2 separate regions of the Homo sapiens genome follow, and region 2 is linked to region 1. Evidence: read pairs that join two places in POLR2A ChIA-PET (ENCODE). Cell type or tissue: PC-3. All regions are shown on one strand. Links, peaks and the distances in the headings refer to the core of each region. The heading gives the core; the rest is flanking DNA. Region 1 overlaps CLTC (clathrin heavy chain). Region 2 overlaps TRIM37 (tripartite motif containing 37).

Region 1 (8,888 bases), core at 1,504-6,503:
TTATTTTCTATTTTTTAATCTTGGGGAGTAATTTCTCAAAAGGACAGGATTGTTCCCAACTCATCAGGTTATCTTATTTTATTGCTTAAGTTTCAAGGTTTCCTTACTTGTCCCTTTCTGTTTACTCCAATTATTCCAGCTGTGGCTTCATGAGGTGCAGTAACAAAAATTGTTTCTCCACTGATTCTATTCATGTAGATGCAGGTACCAGTCTCAAGATCATAGAGGTGGATATAACCATACTTGGTTATCAAGAACACCACATCATGCTTTTCACTGATCTACAGAAAGAAAATCAACACTTTAGTAAAATAATGAATCTACAAACAGAAAATAAAAACATTCAGTCTAATTCCATTTTAGAGATGGTAAAATTCCAGAACAAGAGGGTTATTTGAAAAATTATAAGCTAATATTTAAAGTTTCCTTCATTTCTACAGCACATTTAAATATGGATATCCCAAGCTCTTATATAACATGAAACTGATAAGAGGAAAGACAATTCAAAACTTAGATAGCACAGTTTACGTATTACAGGGATACCTCATTTTACTGCACTTTGCAGTGCAGATGAATCTTTACGAATGGAAGGTTTATGGCAACCCTGCATCGAGCAAGCCTATTGGCACTATTTTCCAACAGCATGTGCTCTCTTCAGTGTCTCTGTGTCACGTTTTCATTAATTCTCACAATATTTCAAACCTTTTCATTATTGTATCTGTCATGTTGATCTGTGGCCAGTCATCTTTGATGTAACTATTATTTTGGGGTGTGATGAATTGCACCCACATAAGACAGCAAACTGAACTGATAAATATTGTGTGTGTTCTGACTGCTCCACCAACCAGCTGTTCTCCCGTTTCTTTCCCTTTCCTCAGGCCTCCCTATTACCTGAGACACAACAATATTAGGCCAATATAATAACTACAATTGCCTCTATGTGTTCTACCTCTCTTTTTAAATCGAAAGCTAGAAGTAATTTTAAGTTTAGTGAAAAAGACATGTCCAAGGCCAAGATAGGCTGAATGGTGGGCCTTTTGACCTAGCCAAGTTGTGAATACAAAGGAAAATTCTTGAAGGAAATTAAAGTGCTACTCCAGTGAACACATGAATGATAAGAAAACCTAACAGCTTTCTTGCTGATATGCAGAAAGTGCACTGGTGCAGTGGCTTACAAATGTAATCCCAGTCTCATTTTCTCACATCTAAGAAACCTACCACAGACAAAGTCAAACTCTAGGTACTTGCCATATTGAGATAATGTTTTGCAGGCCAAAGAGAAATAAAACGATTCTACTTTTGAATTTATGTAACTATCTAAATGAGCAGTTTTTTTCTCTTTTAAAATGTTATAGGCCAAGTGCAGTGGCTAATGCCTGTAATCCTAGCACTTTAGGAGGCCGAGGTGGGTGGATTGCCTGAGCTCAGGAGTTCGAGACCACCCTGGGCAAAACAGTGAAACCCTGTCTCTACTAAATACGGAAGAAATTAGCCAGGCATGGCAGTGTGCACCTGTAGTCCCAGCTACTGGGGAGGCTGAGGCAGGAGAATTGCTTGACCCCGGAGGCGGAGGTTGCAGTGAGCCGAGATGGTGCCACTGCACTCCAGCCTGGGCGACAGAGTGAGATTCCGTCTCTAAAAGAAAAATGTTATACACAGCTGGGTGCAGTGGCTCATGCCTGTAATCTCAGCACTTTGGGAGGCTGAGGCAGGTGGATCACTTGAGGTCAGGAGTTCGAGACCAGCCTGACCAACACGGTGAAGCCCTGTCTCTACTAAAAATACAAAAAAATTACCCAGGTGGGGTGGTGCGCGCCTGTAATCCCAGCTACATGGGAGGCTGAGGCACAATAATCACTTGAACCCGAGACGTGGAGGGTGCAGTGAGCTGAGATTGCGCCACTGCACTCCAGCCTGGGTGACAGAGCGAGACCGTCTCAAATAAAAATACAAATAAAAATGTTATACACTAGCCAGGTGCAGTGGTATGTGTCTGTATCCCAGCCACAGAGGAGGCTGAGGCAGAAGGATCACTTAAGGCCAGGAGTTTAAGACCAGCCTGGGCTGGGCATGGTGGCTCACGCCTGTGATCCCAGCACTTTGGGAGGCCAAGGTGGGCAGATCATTTGAGGTCAGGAGTTCAAGACCAGCCTGACCAACATGGCGAAACCCCAACTCTACTAAAAATACAAAAATTAGCCAGGTGTGGTGGCGGGTGCCTGTAATCCCAGCTACTCGGGAGGCTGAGGCATGAGAATCGCTTGAATCCAGGAGGCAGAGATTGCAGTGAGCTGAGATTGCGCCACTGCACTTCAGTCTGGGCAATAGAGAGACTCAGTGTCAAAAAAAAAAAAAAGACCAGCCAGGGCAACACAGTGAGACATTGTCTCTAAAATATTTTTTAAGTAGCCAGGCGTACTGGCATGTACCTGTAGTCCTACCTACTCTTAGCTACTCTGGAGGCTGAGGCAAGAGGATCAGTTGAGCCCAGGAGTTCCAAGGCTGCAGTGAGCTATGATCACAGCACTGCCTTCCAGCCTGGGCAACAGAGGGAGAACCTATCTCTTTAAAGAGGGAGAGGGAAAGGGAAAGAAAGAGGGGGAGAGAGGAGGAGAGGGAGAGGCAGAAGGAGAGGGAGAGGAGGCCGGGCGTGGTGGCTCATGCCTGTAATCCCACCACTTTGGGAGGCCGAGGTGGGTGGATCACGAGGTCAGGAGATCGAGACCATCCTGGCTAACACCGTGAAACCCCATCTCTACTAAAAATACAAAAAATTAGCCGAGGGTGGTGGTGGGTGCCTGTAGTCCCAGCTACTCGGGAGGCTGAGGCAGGAGAATGGCGTGAACCCAGGAGGCGGAGCTTGCAGTGAGCCGAGATCGCACCACTGCACTCCAGCCTGGGCGACAGAGAGAGACTCTGTCTCAAAAAAAAAAATAAATAAAATAAATAAATAAATAAATAAACAAATAAATAAAATAAAAGATCCAACCAGCTACAACATTCTCTTAAGCCAAAGCCTAATCTAGTTTAAGGCCCTAACTCTCCTCAATTCTGTGAAGGCTCAGAGAGGTGAGAAAGCAACAGAAGAAAAATTTGAAGGTAGCATAAGTTGATTCATGAGGTTTAAGCAAATAAACCATCTCTATAACATAAAAGTGCAAGGTGAAAAACCAAGTACTGATGTAGAAACTGCAGCAAGTTATATGGAAGATCTAGCTAAGATCATTGAAGGTGGCTACACTAAACAACAGATTTTCTCTACAGAGAAGTCAATGCCTGGCTTTAATGGACAGGCTGACTCTCTTATTAGGAACTAATGATGCTGGTGACTTTAAGGTGAAGCCAATGCTCATCTGCTATTCCAAAAATCCTAGGACCTTCAAGAATTATGCTAAATCTACTTTGCCTATGCTATAGAAATGGAACAGCAAAGCCCTGATGACAGCACATCTGTTTACAGCATGGTTTACTAAATCTTTTTATGCCTACTGTTGAGACCTACTGCTCAGAAAAAAAAAGATTCCTTTCAAAATGTTACTGCTCATCGACAATGCACATAGTCACCCAAGAGCTCTAATGGAGATATACAAGGAGATTAATATTGCTTTCATGTCTGCGAAGACAGCATCCACTCTGAAGCCTATGGACCAAAGAAGTAATTTTGACTTACAAGTCTTCTTATTTAAGAAATATTATTTCATAAGACCACAGCTGCCCTGAACAGTGATTCATCTGATGGATCTGGGCAAAGTAAATTTAAGTGAATCTGGAAAGGATTCACCACAGTAAATTTAAGTAACGGTCAATCTGGAAAGGATTCATCATTCTAGATGCCACTAAGAACACTGATGATTCATGGGAGGAAGTCAAAATATCAACATTAAAAGGAGTTTGGAAGAGGCTGATTCCAACCTTCATGGATGACTGAGGAGTTCAAGACTTGAGTGGAGCAAGTAAGTGGAGATGTGGTAGAAATAGCAAGAAAACCAGAATTAGAAATAGAGCCTAAAAATGTGACTGAATTACTGTAATCTCCTAGTAAAGGAGCTGCTTCTTAAGGATGGGCAAAGAAAAGAGGTTTCTTGAGATAAAATCTACTGCTGGTAAAGGTGCTGTGAACATTGCTGAATGACAACAAAGGATTTAGATTATTACAGAAACTTAGCTAATAAAGCAGTGGCAGGGTTTGAAAGAACTGACTCCAATTCTGAAAGATCTACTGTGGGTAAAATGCTATCAAACAGCAATGCACAGAGAAATCTTTTGTGAAAGAGTCAATTGATGCAGCAAACTTCTTTGCTGTCTTATTTTACGAAACTGCCACAGCCACCTCAACCTTCAGCAACCACCACTCTGATTATTCAGCAGCCATCGACATTGAGAAAAGACTTTCCACAAGCAAAAAGATTACAACTCACTAAAGGCTCAAATAATCATTAACATTTTTTAGCAATAAAGTATTTTTAAATTACAGTATGTATACTGTTTTTCTAGACAATGCTATTTCACACTTTACAGTAGACTACAGCATAGTGTTAAGTGTAACTTTGATCTGCACTGGGAAACCAAAGAATTCTTATGACTCACTTTGTTGTGGTATTTACTTTATTGTGGTGGTCTGGAGCCAAACCTCATAATAGGCCTAAGGTAGTCCTGTACATGAAAAGCCAAGGTATTATTTTACAAAGCTTCACTAATAAACTTTAAAAAAGTATTCTTTTAAGCATCACTTAAATTATATCTACCATGAATAGTCTTTGGGTTAATTTCTTTTAAGAGGAGAGATTTTTAAAAAGTCATTTATTTTGCTTAAAATACCTGCATTGCAACAGGAAAATCATTTTGTGCTTCTGGAGGAAAGAAGACATCCACTGCCTTCTTTGGAAAGGGCTGGTTCCCTGTAGGTGGTGTGCCAACTTCAATAATATGTAACTGTTCAAAAGAAAATCAAAATGTATATAAACCTATACATTAGCAGTTGATCACAGCAGCTTTATTTGTAGCCCCCAAATGGAAACAACCAACATGTTCTACAGAAGATCAATGTTAAATGGTTTTGGTTACATCCATACCATGGAATACTTGGTAATAAAAAGGAACAAACTTTCATGAACATTATGGTGAGTGAAAAAAAAGAAGCCAATCTTAAAAGGTCACATACTGTATGATTCCATTTATGTAACATTTCTAAAGTGACAAAATTATAGAGATGGAGAATAAATTAGTGGTTGCCAGGAGCTAGGGATGGTGTGAGAGAGGGGGAGTGGGTGTGACGCTACAGTCATAAGGGAAATCACTGTGGTGATAAAATAGTTATCTACTCATGATAAAATGACACAGAATTATACAATTGTACCAATGTCAATTTCCTGGTTTTTCTACTGTACTACAGCTGTGTAAGATGTAGCCATTGGGAGAAACTGGGTAAAGAACACAGGGGACTGTTCTGTACTGTCTTTACAGCTTCCTATAAATCTGTATTATTTTAAGATAAATGCATTTTTAAAAGTCAGCTGATACTCGGGAGGCTGAGGCAGGAGAATCGCTTGAACCCAGGAGGTGGAGGTTGCAGGGAACCGGGATCGTGCCACTGCATTCCAGCCTGGGCAACAGAGCAAGACTCCATCTCAAAAAAAAAAAAAAAAAAAAAAGTCATCTGAATATCTGAAATAATCATACCTCAAATAATCTACCTGAAATAAATGGTATAGAAGGGTAATACATTACCTACAATGGTACTTTTCTCCTAGCTTTAAATTTTAATTTAGTATTTCCAAATAGAAACCTAAGTTGTTAAATTCTTCTCTACCTATACATATACACTAAAACAGAATGAATGTATATACCTAATTTGAGTTGTCTCTCTAATCACAAACATCCCATAAACTAAATGAGAACATTTTGGTTTAAAATATCCAATGCTGCACATAAGCCAGGCAAGAGAAAAGTAAATAATCTCAATGAAAAAGTACTATATATTTTCCTTAGTCATGCCAGAAATGAACTCAGACAAAAAAAAATTCAGTTTCCAAGACACATACCATATGAATGTTATAGGGTCTCATCATCCTTCATTAGGATGACTAGCCATACTGAAAAACTTGGTATCTTCCTTCAAAAGCCATGGCAGACAGGATAGCACCATGTATGAAATAATAGGCTCAATAACCTATAAACAGGTTTCCAGATACTGTTCAAAATGACATTGAAACTTTTTTCTAGTAGAACTTTTCAATAAATGTCCTGCCTTATGTTTTAAGGATAATATCTAATTTCTAAAACTATGTGTTTTTTTCTGTTTAAATTTCATCTATTCAGATCTAAATATCAGTGCTTTCTACCACTGTCACATTGAGGTGTTGGTAGCATTATCCTCAATTCAGGGGCTATCGTGAAATTTTAAGCAGAATTGTATGTCATTACTTACTGTTTCCTCTCTCCTGACAGGCTACAGATGATATCTTAAGCAATCTCTATCTCAATTTTTAAAAACTGCTTACTTACAAAGAGAGAGACACATGTCCTAACAAAAGTGAAGTTCAAATTTTTTGGTCTGCCTAGAATCTAAACCCTCTTCCTGATGGGACAACAAGAGGGAAGATACTCTTTACAAGTTTTGTTGGTGGTAGAACCAGCCTTCTGTTTTAGGAGCACCAAACACCAAATAATTATTTCCAAACCTCTCAGACATAAGATGTGGGCATCTGATCTTGCCTAAAACTAGACTTTGAACAGGGAGCTAGGAACACAAAAGTATTAGGATTTCAGAGATGCTACTCTGGTAGTGGAAATAGTAGTCAAATCGAATTTCCAAGCATCCAGAAATGCAATCATGGATCCAGAAGTGTCCTCAGAGTTCTGTGGAATAGTTGTTGGCTGGGACCCTGACCACTGCTCATTTTCCATTATTTCTCCTCATTTCCCAGTCTTGGTTTTACAGCCTCCCCAGCTGTTGTAAACTATCCAATATCCTTCACTAAACAGACCATTGCTCTAATCAACCAGACCTTGTTTCTATTACCTGCAACTAAGTCTAATATACAAAGTACTACAATCTGTCCAGGCGATTCCAATGTGTAGTCATGGTTGAAAACCTCTAACTTAAGTCAGTGTTATTCACCTGTAGTCTACATTGCCTCTATATCAAGCCATATAAGGTATTTAAAATGCAGATTATATTGGGAGACCAAGGCGGGAGGATCACTTGGACCCAGAGGTTTGAGACCAGCCTGGGCAGTATAGTGAGACCCTGTCTCTACAAAAATACAAAATTTAGCCAGGCATGGTGGCACATGCCTGTAGTCCCAGCTACTCGGGAGGCTGAGACAGAGGGATCACTTGAGCCCAGAAGGTCGAGGCTGCAGTGAGCCCATGACTGCGCCACTGCACTCCAGCCTGGGCAACAGAGTGACACCCTGTCTCAAAAAGCAACAAATAAACAAAAAAAATTATAGGCAACACCTACTAAATCAAACTCTCTAGATGTACAGCATATAAATGTGCACTTTAGCAATCAAAGAATATAAACAGCCAACAGAACGAGTTGTGAAAGAACATTATTCATTTTAGACAAGTATCACTAGATGCAAAATTTGAACAAATTAAGTCACCACAAATGTGAATACTAAAATTACTTAGGAAGGGAGAAGGCTATTTTGAAATTAGATGACTAATTCATAGCAGAAAGCCAAATACAAGTTCTCATTAAAATAATTACCAAAGCCAAAACTTACCTTCCCTCCAGCTTGGCCCCGAACTGCAAAACAAAATAACGTTGATTCTTCTGCATTTCCTTCCATCTTAAACTGTGCAAAGCTAGCTGCATGTCCTTCAATGGGCTGAGACACTTTCCTATCTACAGAATATAGCTGCATAGCTCCCACCACACGATTTTGCTATAAAGGATCAAAGAGAATAACGTTTGAAGACCCATAAATCAAAAACTCTCAGATTCATCAAGTAATGAAATAATTAGAATGCTTTGTCATCTTTAGCAGGATTTATAATTATTTGTCACTTCATCTCTCACTGTAGATTTGATACTTCTTAACTTAAAATCAGCCCCAAACATTATCTTGTTAAAGCCTAACATAAATGTTTAAAATATGCCTCATATACGTCTTAAACAAAAAGGTATAGAAGCATTCATTCTGCAGTAAATACTCCATAATAAATCCCAAATCATTCTTACAGAAACTCAATTTCTACTCAATCTCCACAGAAGAGCTAAAAACGCTTGGTAAGAGCATTCTGAAATTATATGTCAGTATAGCAAGGGAGCGAGGAAGAAGAGAAGGGAGGGAGGAAGGAGAAGAGAAGGGATGGGAGGAAGGAAAAAAAAAGTCTTCCAAAATAAGTGAAATTCAACAGGATTGAGTATAGAAAGACCTAATTTCAAAATCAAACTGCATTCTGGGCACAACCGTGTTCTAAACCTCTTCTTCATAAAAAAATAGTTAAAATGTTACCTGTGCAGATATACCAGTCAGAAGTAACCACTTTTGTTTTGCATCTGTACGGTAATTGATAATCTGGCACCCTGCAAGGCTAGAATGGCGATCAAACATTTTCACTGGCTGAGACTCTCCTTCCATACTCCAGTGATAAACTGCATTATCCGTAACAAGAGCAACCGTATTCAAAGAGATCCATTTCCAAAAGGTGACATCATCAGTCATGGTATGAGCCTTCATTTTACTTTTCATTTCAATGTTAAAAATCTGAAGAGTTTTCCCAGCTAAAAACAAAATCAAGAATTATAAATCATTAAAAGAGTAAAGTTTAGAATGAATACCTACCTAGACTAGCTCTGTCACTTCCAAACAAAAATAGTTCTATTACGAGACGAGTTGCATCGATACAGCAGCAACCATTAAAGAGGTAACAGC
Region 2 (8,888 bases), core at 1,287-6,286, 610 kb after region 1:
CTAAAAACAAGGATATTCTTACATAACTATAGAATAGTTATCAAAATCTGGAAATTAACATTGATGTAATACTGTAACCTTCTAAAAATTTGCCAGTAATGTCCTTTGTCAGGATCATGTTGCATTTAATTGTTAAATCGATTTAGTTATCTTCAATCTGGGTTACTTTTTTTTTTTTCCTTTTTTTTTGAGACGGAGTCTCGCTCTGTCGCCCAGGCTGGAGTGCAGTGGCATGATCTCAGCTCACTGCAAGCTCCACCTTCCGGATTACGCCATTCTCCTGCCTCAGCCTCCCGAGCAGCTAGAACTACAGGCGCCCGCCACCTCGCCCAGCTAATTTTTTGTATTTTTAGTAGAGACGGGGTTTCACCGTGTTAGCCAGGTTGGTCTTGATCTCCTGACCTCATGATCCGTCCACCTCGGCCTCCCAAAGTGTTGGGATTACAGGCGTGAGCCACCGCACCTGGCCAATCTGGGTTACTTTTTTAAAAATTTGTTTTTCGGCTGGGCACGGTGGCTCACGCCTGTAATCCCAGCACTCTGGGAGGCTGAGGCGGGTGGATCACGAGGTCAGGAGATCCAGACCATCCTGGCTAACACGGTGAAACCCCGTCTCTACTAAAAATACAAAAAAGAAATTAGCCAGGTGTGGTGGCAGGCGCCTGTAGTCCCAGCTACTTGGTAGGCTGAGGCAGGAGAATGGGGTGAACCCGGGAGGCGGAGCTTGCAGTGAGCTAAGATCACGCCACGGCACTCCAGCCTGGGCGACAGTTGAGACTCTGTCTCAAAAAAAAAAAAAAACTGTTTTTCATGACTAATACTTTCTGAGAAATACAGAATAGTTTATTTTGTAGAAAGTCCCTCAGTTTGGATTAGTCTGAAGTTTCCTCATGATTAGATAGAGGTTACACACTTTTGGCAGGGATACTACGGAAATGATAATGTATCCTTTTCACTGCGTCATACAGAGTGGAGCATGATGTCAGTATGTCCCATTACTTGTGGTTAATTTTGATCACTTAGTTGAGGTAGCATCCGCCAGGTTTCTTCACTCCAAAATTTGTACTTTTTCCTTTATAATTAATAAGTATCTTATGTATGGGACTGTAAATATCCTATTTTTCATCCTACTTTTTCCTATGAATTTTGACACCCTTTGATGAGTGTTGCCTGAAAAAGGTTACTGTGTTGATTGCCAAGTGGTGTTTTTCTAATTCCATTATTTCTTACTCATTCATTAGTTGCAATTTAAGGAAGAGCTTTTCCTTCTGCCCTGTTAATTGATGAACTAATGAATTTCATTAATGTGGATAATTTTTTTTTTTTGAGATGGAGTCTTGCTCTGTCACCCAGGCTGGCATGCAGTGTCACGATCTTGGCTCACTGCAACCTCCATCTCCTGGGTTCAAGTGATCCTTCCACCTCAGCCTCCCGAGTAGCAAGGATTACAGGCGTGCACCACCACGCCTGGCTATTTTTTTGTATTTTTAGTGGAGACGGGGTTTCACCATGTTGGCCAGGCTGGTCTTGAACTCCTGACTTCAGGTGATCTGCCCACTTCAGCCTCCCAAAGTGCTAGGATTACAGGTGTGAGCCACTGTGCCTGGCGATTTTTGGATTTTTAAACCAAGCTTGCATTCCTGGGACACATCCCACTTGGTCATAGTGTGTAATTTTTTTTCTTTTTTCTTTTTTTTTTTTTTGTGACGGAGTTTCGCACTGTCACCCGGGCTTAAGTGCAGTGGCATGATCTCGGCTCACTGCAACCTCCGCCTCCCGGGTTCAGGCGATTCTCCTGCCTCAGCCTCCCAAGTAGCTGGGATTACAGGCACCCACCACCACACCCAGCTAATTTTTTGTATTTTTAGTAGAGACGAGGTTTCACTGCGTTGGCCAGGCTGGTCTCAAACACCTGACCTCGTGATCCACCCGTCTTGGCCTCCCAAAGTGCTGGAATTACAGGTGTGATCCACTTCGCCCAGCCGTAATTTTTTTTTTCTTTTTTTTTTATTTGAAACGGAGTCTCGCTCTGTCCCCCAGGCTGGAGTGCAGTGGCGCAATATCCGCTCACTGCAAGCTCCGCCTTCTGGATTCACACCATTCTCCTGCCTCAGTCTCCCAAGTAGCTGGGACTACAGGTGCCCACCACCTTGCCCGGCTAATTTTGTTTTGTATTTTTAATAGAGATGGGGTTTCACCGTGTTAGCCAGGATGATCTCAATCTCCTGACCTTGTGATCTGCCTGCCTCGGCCTCCCAAAGTGCTGGGATTACAGGCATGAGCCACGGCACCCAGCAATTTTTTTTTTTTCCTAAGAGAATCTGGCTTTGTGGCCAGGCTGGAGTATGGTGGCATGATTATAGCTCCCTGTAACCTTCAACTCTGGCCTCAAGTGATCCACCTGCCTCAGCCTCCATAGTAGCTAGGACTACTGGTGTGCATCATCACACTCGGCTCATGATTCTTTTTATATGTTACTGCATTCTGTTTGCTAGTACAGTTGTCCCTCAGTATCCTTGCGGTATTGGTTCTAGGACCCCGCCCTTGGATACTAAAATCTGAGGATGCTCAAGTATCTTATATAAAATGGCAGAGTAGTTGCATATAACCTATGCACATCCTCCCCTATACTTTTAAATCATCTCTAGATTACTTATAATACCTAATACAATGCAAATGCTATGTAAGTAGTTGTTATACTCTATTGTATACAGAATAATGACAAGGGGAAAATGTCTGCGCATGACTTTATTTTGTTTTGTTTTATTTATTTTTTTTTGAGACGGAGTTTCGCTCTTGTCGCCCAGGCTGGAGTGCAGTGGCACAATCTCAGCTCACTGCAGCCTCCGTCTCCTGGGTTCAAGCAGTTCCCCTGCCTCAGCCTCCTGAGTAGCTGGGATTATACACGCCTGCCACTACGCCCGACTAATTTTTTGTAGTTTTAGTAGAGACAGGGTTTTGCAATGTTGACCAGGCTGGTTTTGAACTCCTGGCCTCAGGTGAGCCACAGCACCCGGCCGGCTTTATTTTTTGAGACGGGGTCTTGCCCTGTCACCCAAGCTGGAGTGCAGTGGTCGCGTGATCACAGCTCACTGCAACCTCGACCTCCTGGGCTCAAGTGATCCTCCCACCTCAGTTTTCCAAGTAGCTAGGACTACAGGTGCATGCCAACACACCTGGCTAATTTTTTAATATTTTGTAGAGACAGGGTCTCACTATGTTGCCTTACTATGTTCTAGGCTGGCCCGGAGCTCCTAGGCTCAAGAAGTCCCTCCAGCCTCGGCTTCCCAAAGTGCTGGGATTACAGGCATGAACCACCACACCAGGGCTTAAAAAATATTTTTGATCCACAGTTGGTTGAATGCACAGATGCAGAGCCCACAGATAAAGAAGGCCAACTATATTTCGTTGATGCTCTTAATAGTGTTGTATGTTTCTCTGAGTGTTGTATGTGTCTCTGCTTCTCCCCATAGGCAAAATCTCTGAGCCAAAGCTTTGAAGTTGGAGTAAGGATAAAGGTGTACCTCTCTTACTTTAGAAGCTGAGCTAACTGGATGTTGGGGACAGTAGCCTTAGTTCTTTCCTTTTCAGGCTTGGGACCTCCACCTTATGAATAAGCTGGGGCAGGGATGATCTGGGCCCCAGTATTCTCATCATGCTGCATCCAGGTAGAGCATCTAGTCCACAAGTGGGTCTCAGCAGAAGGGAGTCTCCACCTCTTGGCCGTGTGTGCCTGTACTATAGCATCAGCAATAGGTAGCTGGGGGCAGAATGAGAGATGCTGATACCTTGCCACTCCCAGGAATATAGCCCTCCTCTTGGAAGTTCGGGAAGTGGGAGGCCTGTGTTCTTCACTGCACCAGTCTGGAGTGGAATTTCTGTAACACCAAGTTAGGAAGTGGAGTGATCTTGGTTCAAATACTGCAGATGCCCACTTGTCTTACCCAGTTTTTATAGATTTTTTTGAGTAGATGTTTCTTCATTTGCTGTATGCCCTTGGGACCATTTCCAGAGTCGTTAAGTGGTTGTTTTTAAAATAATTGTCACCAGTTTGACTAAAGAGCAGACCTACAGAGCTCCTTACATTGTCAAGCTGGGTGCTTATCTTGAGATTTCCTTAAATACCCAAGACTGTCATTGACTGGTACTGTTTCAAGTAGTATGTTGTTTAAAATAAAGTAATAGTGATTGTTTTTTAACATGAGAGACTTTGTATGGCCGAGTAGGAAGTAATACCCTCTTTGCTGAAATATTATTTTTGAAAAATGGTATTTAGTCATATACAGTAATTTGGGCTTTTTTTGGATGTTAAAATGTAGTGTTTTAAGCCTAACACTACATGTAGTGTTTTAAGCTTATTGCCATTAAGCTACCAGTTCTCTGAAGCTGTAATTTCTTCTAACAGTGGTTCTTGTATTTATTAGTGTTTCTAACACTAATTAAATAGGAGAGATTAATCTCTTCTAATAGTGGTTCTTAGATTTTTTAGTGTTTCATTTATTTCTATTTTTTTGCCTGACACAGTTCTTTTTTTTTAATCTTCCTTTCCTTTCCTTTCCTGTCCTGTCCTGTCCTCCTTGAGACAGAGTCTCGCTCTGTCGTCCAGGCTGAAGTGCAGTAGTGCAATCTTGGCTCACTACAACCTCCACCTCCCGGGTTCAACCGATTCTGCTGCCTCAGCCTCCCGAGGAGCTGGGATTACAGGTCCCCACCACAACGCCCAGCTAATTTTTGTATTTTTAGGAGAGACAGGGTTTTGCCATGTTGGCCAGGCTGGTCTCGAAATCCTGACCTCAGGTGATCCTCCCACCTTAGCCTCCCAAAGTTCTGGGATTTCAGGCGTGAGTCACTGCGCCCGGCCTTGAGATATATATATATATATATATATATATTTTTTTTTTTTTTTTTTTAAATTCCTTTTTTTCTTAGCTTTCTAAGAAGAACTGGCTGATTTTTTTTTTTTTTTTGAGATGGAGTCTCGCTCTGTCGCCCAGGCTGGAGTGCAGTTGTGCAATCTTGGCTCACTGCAAGCTTGCCTCCTGGGTTCACGCCATTCTCCTGATTCAGCCTCCTGAGTAGCTGGGACTACAGGTGCCTGCCACCACACCCAGCTAATTTTTTGTATTTTTAGTAGAGACAGGGTTTCACCGTGTTAGCCAGGATGGTCTCGATCTCCTGACCTCGTGATCCGCCTGCCTCAGCCTCCCAAAGTGCTGGGATTACAGGCATGAGCCACCGCGCCCGGCCGATATTTTTTAAAGGTTGTTTAAACAATAACATTAACGCTACTTAAATTTGGAAAATGACAAAAATCTTTCTCCTTTTTGTATTTAGAAATATCTTATTTCACAGAAAAATCTGCATATCATAAAATTTATTGAGGTGTGAAAAACAACGTTTATTGTATCACTCTATATAAATGATGGATTTTGTATATTCTTAGGTCTGGAGAAAATGATGTGGAATATAACAACATGGAATTAGAAGAGGGAGAACTCATGGAAGATGCAGCTGCTGCAGGACCCGCAGGTAATGAGGTCACTCCACTGCCTCCAAGCCATTCTGTTTTCTCTCTGCTCTTCTCTGACTGTATTATATTTTAAATAGGTGGTAGCCACTGCTTGTACATGGTTCATGGTGTTGGAAGTGGTATATCTTATAATATGGATTTTTTAGAGTTTATTACTAAAGATATTTAAAACAATAGCTAACATTTGAAAAATGTTTTATGTACCAGGCACTGTGAGAAGCACTTTAAGTACCTTATATTAATAAAATTCTGTGTGATACATTCACTGATGCATAGAGAAATTAAAGCAACTTGCCAACTTTTAACAATTTAGTAAATGAGAGTAATTGAATCCCCAGATTTGTTTGTATCCCATGCTCATATTTTATACTATTCTTTCTGATATAAAGTCTTATTTGTATATCTTGCTAGACTATAGAATGATCTCAGTGGAATCATTGACTCTTAGACTTACGAAGGATCTTAAAGAGCTCATTTTATAGTTTTCAGTTACCTGGTCATATAGCTGGTTGTTAGTACAACCAGACTAGAACCCCAGATTGTCCTGGGTTTGTGGACCCAGCATTTTTCTCCCAAACTAAAACACTGCTTCTCCTGGGAAGAACTGACTTATATAATGAGTACTTTTTTGTGTGTTCTCGGATCTATTTAATTAAGTAGTGAATCTTGGTTAGAGTAATTAAAAGTTAGCTTTCTACTGTTTCTGTTTTACCCATGTTCTCCTCAGTATGAACACTGGCATATTCTTTTTTTTTTTTTGAGACGGAGTCTCGCTCTGTCGCCCAGGTCGGACTGCGGACTGCAGTGGCGCAATCTCGGCTCACTGCAAGCTCCGCTTCCCGGGTTCACGCCATTCTCCTGCCTCAGCCTCCCGAGTAGCTGGGACTACAGGCGCCCGCCACCGCGCCCGGCTAATTTTTTGTATTTTTAGTAGAGACGGGGTTTCACCTTGTTAGCCAGGATGGTCTTGATCTCCTGACCTCATGATCCACCCGCCTCGGCCTCCCAAAGTGCTGGGATTACAGGCGTGAGCCACCGCGCCCGGCCTGGCATATTCTTAATATGCTGGGATAACTAAAGATTTCTTAAATACTAGTCCTCACCATTTCAACTCCAACCTAAGCTCTATATTCTTTCTACTCCTGACTTTAATCCTGGGTAATCTTATCCACACCTGTATTTCAGTTACTGTCTATATGCTGATTACTTTTCAAGTTCTTTCTTTAGCCTTTGTCTTTCCATAGTTTCCAAACCCATGTCTTGGTGTGTGATTCAGCACTTCCCAAACACAAATTACTGTCTTTTCATCTGCCAGCCTGCCTGTCAGCAGTAGCCACCGTGACTGATAATGCTATACATTCTTTACTTCTTCCTCTCCCTAAAACTTTACCTTTAGTGTATTACCAAGATCTGTTGGTTCTGTGTCCTAAATCGTGCATAAATTCATTTGGTACTCCCACTCCTTTGCCATTTCTAGTCTAGGCCTCTGTCTTTCACCTGGGTTCCTTGTATTTATTATTGTTCCCCTCCATTGTATTTTTACAGCATGGATTCAGAATGAGGGTGTTTTTTTCTTTCTGATTAATATCTAATCATGTTACTTCTCTACCAGTCTTGGTGACTCACGCCTGTAATCTCAGCACTTTGGGAGGCTGATGTGGGTGCATCGCTTGAGTCCAGGAGTTTGAGACCAGCCTGGGCAACGTGGTGAAACCTTGTCTCTACAAAAAAATACAAAAAAATTAGCCAGATGTGGTGGCTAAATTGCTGCCTGTGGTCCCAGCTATTTGGGAAGCTGAGGTGGGAGGATCACCTGAGCCCAGGAAGCGGAGCCTGCAGTAAGCTGAGATAGCACCACTGTACTCCAGCCTGGGCAACAGAGTGAGACCCTGTGTCAAAAATAGAAATAAAAATAATGAAAAATAATATCTAATCATGTTATTTCTCTACTTAAAAACTCTTTAAGGATTATATTTATTATAGGATAAAGTCCAAACTTGTTAACATGGCACATAAATTCCTTTGTGTCTGGATTCCTGTTTGTTTCCTTAGCCTTATTTCTGTCATTCCTCTGTATCATTCTTTAGTCAGGAGGAACTTCAAAGAATCACAAGATCTACCAATTTGGAGAGAAGAGCTTTAATTCTTATAAAGACTGGCCATCCTGGGCCGGGTGTGGTGGCTCACACCTGTAATCCCAGCACGTTGGGAGGCCGAGGTGGGTGGATCACGATGTCAGCAGATTGAGACCATCCTGGCTAACATGATGGAACCCCCTCTCTACTAAAAATACAAAAATTAGCCAGGTGTGATGGCAGGCGCCTGTAGTCCCAGCTACTCGGGAGGCTGAGGCAGGAGAATGTCGTGAACCTGGGAGGCGGAGCTTGCAGTGAGCTGAGATTGCGCCACCGCACTCCAACCTGGGTGACAGAGCGAGACTCCATCTCAAAAAAAAAAAAAAGACTGGCCATCCTGACAGGCTGGGAAGTGTGGCCTCTGGCAAAGACTAAAAGCAGGCACTTTGCAGGAGGGAAGGGTAACATAGGAATTGATGCTGAATAAGTTGGCCAAGTACAACTAAATCGATTCAGCAGGCTATAGGAGGAGCTGTGAACATCATGAAAAGGGAAACACACGCATGCATAGTAGACAAACATGCATGTTACATGCATTTCATGTTTACTTTGGAGTGGGGACTGAACAATTTAAATGCATTACAATTAGGCCCTGTTGTCAAAAGGTAAAGCCAAGGACACGAAGGCACTCAATGCTCAGCCTCTGTATACGGGCCAGAACCAGTCCATGGTTGGCGACTCCTATCAGGAGAAAGTTACTGAAATCAGTCTCTTGTCCAGTCAAAGCTGTAGTTACGGCTGTGGAACAGGGAGTGAGTCAGTCAGCATCTGGCAGTCAGTAAGCTGCAATTGTTTCAATATTGCTTATCTTGAGGCCAGTGCTTGCTTAGCTTCTAGAAAAAAGAAGAAATTCTGTTGCAGTTAGAATGTAGTTTATTCTTTAAGTATAGGGAGCGTGTGACTTAATCCTTGTCTGGTATGGCATTAGGTCTTACTGACTGACTAACTTTTCAGCCTTGTGTGTTTTCTTTTAGTTAGGTCCATTCTTTCCTCTCTTAAACTGTGTGGTAGAGAGATTCTTGTATATAACATTTATATACACTTAGGGTAAAGAAGAGTTTACATTTTTGAATTATATATTCATCAAATATTTACTGAGCACTTGAGCTGTGTACAGTTTTACTATCTAGAGATACAATATTGAATAACAAGATATCCCTGTTCTTATGGAGCCTATGTTATAATTCTGAATATTCTGTAATAATCCAGGCACTGTATTCTAG

Evidence for each region. Peaks named below come from ENCODE experiments on the same cell type or tissue, not always from the same donor. Only the 100,000 strongest peaks of a DNase experiment are listed, where the experiment ranks them.
Region 2: POLR2A ChIA-PET joins it to region 1 with 5 read pairs; 2 of 35 experiments call an interaction of 5 or more read pairs at or near these places.

What each region holds. Positions count from the first base shown.
Region 1 is chr17:59,647,247-59,656,134 of GRCh38, reverse strand. It overlaps CLTC (clathrin heavy chain), which reads right to left. Exons shown (of 32, transcript NM_004859.4): 3 at 8,469-8,737; 4 at 7,734-7,895; 5 at 4,819-4,932; 6 at 108-281. Among named protein-coding and RNA genes, the nearest start is that of CLTC, 32 kb to the right of the region's middle. In PC-3, for the core only: no CTCF peak of the experiment used is centred there; DNase peaks (open chromatin) are centred at 3,804 and 4,604; H3K27ac peaks cover 1,026 bases.
Region 2 is chr17:59,038,454-59,047,341 of GRCh38, reverse strand. It overlaps TRIM37 (tripartite motif containing 37), which reads left to right. Exons shown (of 24, transcript NM_015294.6): 17 at 5,444-5,529. Among named protein-coding and RNA genes, the nearest start is that of TRIM37, 64 kb to the left of the region's middle. In PC-3, for the core only: no CTCF peak of the experiment used is centred there; no DNase peak of the experiment used is centred there.